Linked DNA regions of Homo sapiens: region 1 is linked to region 2. A link is an interaction called in ENCODE POLR2A ChIA-PET data of the cell type or tissue named here. Cell type or tissue: PC-9. All regions are shown on one strand.

What was found. ChIA-PET counts read pairs that join two places held together with the same protein. Peaks named below come from ENCODE experiments on the same cell type or tissue, not always from the same donor. Only the 100,000 strongest peaks of a DNase experiment are listed, where the experiment ranks them.
Region 1: POLR2A ChIA-PET joins it to region 2 with 7 read pairs; 2 of 35 experiments call an interaction of 5 or more read pairs at or near these places.

Annotation. Positions count from the first base shown.
Region 1 is chr2:148,496,899-148,499,398 of GRCh38, reverse strand. All of the region lies in intron 11 of MBD5 (methyl-CpG binding domain protein 5), which reads right to left. Among named protein-coding and RNA genes, the nearest start is that of EPC2, 150 kb to the left of the region's middle. In PC-9, no CTCF peak of the experiment used is centred here; a DNase peak (open chromatin) is centred at 1,258.
Region 2 is chr2:148,729,509-148,732,008 of GRCh38, reverse strand. All of the region lies in intron 2 of EPC2 (enhancer of polycomb 2), which reads right to left. Among named protein-coding and RNA genes, the nearest start is that of EPC2, 86 kb to the right of the region's middle. In PC-9, no CTCF peak of the experiment used is centred here; no DNase peak of the experiment used is centred here.

The sequences.
Region 1 (2,500 bases), 230 kb after region 2:
GTCATTTAAGAATCATAAAGCTACCTGGAATTTATATGTATTCATAGTTTACTTATTCATGTATAAATATACACATATGTTAAATGTTAATTTTTTTTAACAGGGTCTTGCTCTGTTGGCCAGGCTAGAATGCAGTGGCGTGACCTTGGCTCACTGCAGCCTCGACCTCCTGGGCTTCAAGTAATCTTCCCACCTCAGTCTCCTTAGTAGCTGGGACCACAGCTGTGTGCCACAATGCCCAGCTAATTTTTTTATTTTTTATTTTTTTGTAGAAACAGGGTTCTCATTATATTGCCCAAGCTGATCTCAAACTCCTGGGCTCAAGCGATCTGCTTGCCGTAGCCTCCAAAAGTGCTAGGATTAAAGGCATGAGCCACCGTGCCCTACCAATACTTTTTGACTATTAAAAACTCTTCTTTCATTCAAATTGTTTGGATATAATAATTCTTCAACATAAATAGTTTTATAGTTTGTTCAGTGCGGATAGAAACATATTCATAAAGCCAGACATTACTATGTGGTAGATGATTAAGAGTTTTTCTGAACAAGGCTGAATCTCTGGTTGCTTATTTGCTTATTTTGTTCAGAAGGCCCATATTACACATTTGATAATTTAACTAAGTTTTTGATTTGGTGTCAGCACAGTGGGACCTCATGTATCTCAGAAGAAACTTAAAGTCTGACAAAAGAAGACATAACCTTTCAGAGAGCCAAACCAACCCTCGAAAGAGAGGTATAATACATATTTGAAGAACCTGGATCTGACTGGGGATGGTGGCTCACGCCTGTAATCCCAGCACTTTGGGAGGTCGAGGCGGGTGGATCATGAGGTCAGGAGTTCCAGACCAGCCTGGCCAACATGGTAAAACTCTGTCTTTACTAAAAATACAAAAAATAGCTGGGCATGGTGGCAGGCATCTGTAATCCCAGCTACTCAGGAGGCTGAGGCAGGAGAATTGTTTGAACATGGGAGGCTGGAGGTTGCAGTGAGCCGAGAGACTCCATCTCAAAAACAAAACAAAAACCAAACAAACAAAAACGAAGAACCTGGATCAATGATCCTAGATCACTTTTAAATAGAGCTGGTTAACCGGAGATGATGTTAAAATTTTCTGCAGGCTTTAATCTTGATAACACCTCTCTGTGTGAATTCTTTGGTGCTCCTTATTGCTGAAGCAGAGCTGTTGTGCAAACGTCAAAGAATAATGGAGCACTAGCCACATCATCGATCTTATAACAGAGTTGACCTCAAGCTCACCTTTTCAGTCTTTACTTCCCCATTCCATTTCTACAAAGTCCTGTTGTTGGGGAATGGCATAATGTAAGGAGTGCTACATATAGAATAGAAGACCAGGGTTGCGACCTGGCTTAACTACCTGTGATTTGTATTCTTTGGGATGCCACTTCTCTGAGCTTCAGTTCTCCCATCTGTAAAATGGGGATAATTCTGCACATCTTTGTGGGTCACTGAAAGGATCTAAAATGACCACGAACATGAAGGTGCTTTATGAACACCAAAGCAGTCAAAGGGCCACTGGTGGTATGTAAAATTATTTAGGTAAAACATGGACAAACCTTTAAATATTCTTTTTTAGTTTTTTTTTTTTTTTTTAGAGACAAGGTCTCCACTCTGTCACCCAGGCTGGAGTGCAGTGGTGTGATCATAGCTCATTGTAACCTTGAATTCCAGAACTCAAGTGATCCTCCCACCTCAGTCTTCCAAGTAGCTAGAATTATAGGGGTGCACCACCATGCCTGGCATGCTCACTGCAGCCTTGACCTCATGGGCTCAAGTGATCATCCTACCTTAGCCTCCCAAGTAGCTGGGACCACAGGTGCACAGCATCATGCTCGCTAATTTTTAACAATTTTTTGTAGAGATAGGGTTTCATTATGTTGCCCATGCTAGTCTTGAACTCCTGGCCTCAAGTGATCCTCTGACCCCAGACTCCCAAAGCACTGGGATCATAGGTGTGAGCCACTGTGCCTGGCCTCCTTTGCATATTTTTAATAGTTATATTATTCATATAAGTTTACATTAGAAAAATACAAGTAATATTATGATTTTACATATACAATATCCTAGGATAAAACTTAAGTTGTTTAAATCTAAAAAGTGGCTTGAATAGTGCCTAGTACATTTGTGCCTAATAAATATTTATTGAATGAATCAATTAAGTGATAAATTTAAAGAAAAAATTTAAGTAAATAATAATATATGTAATATGCAGCTTTAGCTGAAGTCTGGGAAATATAGCTCTGAAGTAGAAAGCAAATATGAGGCATTTATTAGGTTCATTATCAAACATTTATTAAATAGTAAATATTAAAAATAATATATATGTTTTTAAAATAACATCTTCAAACTGAAAAAATTTCTGCTAACTTAAGTGCAATATTTCAATATTTTTTAAAGACTGGGAATTAATATTAAATGATAAATAATTTAGAGTAAAAAGTTGATTCACCTGTGACAGGATGAACCTAATTGTTTTCCAAC
Region 2 (2,500 bases):
AATAAATGAGATACTGTTTATAAATCTTACCAATTAGTAAATGAACAATGAGCTCAGTACTTTTCCCACTATACCACACAGAAGCTAAATTAAACCTTTCTAATCATAACAGCAGTAAGGAAAAATTCTTTGGACTGTCAAGGGGAGCAAAGATACAGATAAATCAAAAGATTATTTTTGTTAGACTTATACATTTAAGCTTTCCAACATTTATCTATGAATTATCAATGGTGGTGTTTTTTAATGTAAAGAGAAGCAATATCCATGTTTATACAAAGCCCCTACTTTCATGCATCTGTAAATTTCTGGCCGGGGGCAGTGGCTCATGCCTGTAATCCCAGCACTTTGGGAGGCTGAGGCAGGCGGATCACCTGAAGTAAGGAGTTCGAGATCAGCCTCGTCAACATGGTAAACCCTGTCTCTACTAAAAATACAAAAATTAGCTGGGTGTGGTGGTGGGCCTCTGTAATCCCAGCTATTCGGGAAGCTGAGACCGGAGAATGGCTTGAACCCCGGAGGCGGAGGTTGTAGTGAGCGGAGACTGTGCCATTGCACTCCAGCCTGGGTGACAAGAGTGAAACTCCACCTCAAAAAAAAAATCCTAAATATTTACTTCTGGAAATTATTTGTCAATATCTAAACCTCTTGATAGCAGGCAACTAAATAAGACAGAAACACAAGCACACCTTGTTTCTAAAGGCGATTATTTTGAGTATTAACAGCACTCTGCAAAAGTGTCATTCCCTTAAAATCTCTTTGGTCTATCCTCTTGCAACTCTGTATTTCCTTTCTTATATAACTTTTCAAAACTATTTTTACCACTCCAATGAATCCAGTAACAACCAACACTGACTGTACCTCAAGTACAACATGTATAACAGTATCCCTTCTAAATTAGGTTAGGTACTAATACTAAATGGCAAAGAGAAAGTAGATGCAAGGGTATTCTAAACAGAGCAGCAGGAACAGACACGAAAGCAGAGAGGATATCCTTAACTGCAAGAGATATAAATTATCAAAAACAAGACTGGATAAAAGCTATATGATACAAATCCATTTTCAAGCAGAACAAATATTCAGGACCATATGTTCAATGAAGTTATATGCACAAATATAAAACGTAGATTTAAAGAATGCAGGGTTGAATAGTTTACAAGTCTAGCAATAGTGCTGTTGTATATCTAACTTTCAGTTAAATGGATCCTAGTATATACTAAAATGGCCTCTCAGTAGGTAGACATATGAACTAAGAAGTATTTAAATAAAACCATATTTTCCTCAGAGCCTGTATACTTCTCAACCCTAAGGAGATCATGGGATCTGACAGACTCAGATGCCCCTCCTTGATGTAAGTATCACGAAAGCCTGTAAGCCAGTGTTTCTCAAACTCTAGCACTCACCAGAATCATCTGAAGGGTTTGTTAAAACAGGTTACTGGGCCTGATCATCAGTTTCTGATCCAGTAGATTTGGGGTGGGGCTTGTTAATGTGCATTTCTAACGTGTTCCCAAGTGATGTTGGACCATGTTTAGAGAAATACTGCTCTAAACCCACAGTCTTTGCTCTAAAACATTATAAACTTTACTTGTGGTAACTGTGAAATACACTGAACTTTAAAAATCTGTAAACCTTTAAGGTTCTCAGGCTTCAATAACCTTAAAGACAGCTAATGAAAAGCAAATGTATCTAAAAGTTCAGAAGCAACCCAAGCACCATAATCTCCTTTGCTTGGAGCTCTCCAAAGTTCTGACCTAGCTTCCAACTTTAGCTTAAACATGTACTAAAAGACCCTGAATGCTGATACCTAGGACTCTTCATGTTGAATCTTCCAGACTTCCTAGAATTATAAAACTTGGCTGCAGATCATATGCACAACTCCCACCTCTACCAATTGACAACTCAAGAAAATGAAGTGCAGAAAAGTTCAAAGCCATATTCCACAAGGTAATGCAATCCAAGTCTACTGACTAATTTAAAATTTTTAAAACTCCAGGTTCATGCCATAATCAAGATTATTCCTAGTCTTTTTGCTGACTAGCTAACTACACACTACACTCCTCTCCTCCTTTGCAAAATTCACATTTTATATTAAGTAACAAATATTACTGGCCAAAATTAGTGGTAATGATGACAACTATGAGAACCACAGGCCATAAGAATGGCAACTGGATACTGCACATCTTTCAGGGAAGGATTTTCATAATTACAGAGAGGACAGAGCCTAATGACAGCATCTAGGGGATACAAGAATATATATTTTTTAATGATTTTAAAAGGCAGTTGTGTAAAGATAATGACCCTTTTATTCTCTCTCTAACTATGCATTTTCTTAGGTTTTTTCTCATTCATCAGATTTTCCATCCCTTGTTGCTTTATAATAACCAAATGGAAAACTGGGTGAAGGACAGTAATAGTTTAGAAGGTAAAAATGCAAATGGCTCCTAAACAGATGAAAAGATACCCAACTTCATTCTTAACATGAAATCTAAACTAAAACAAT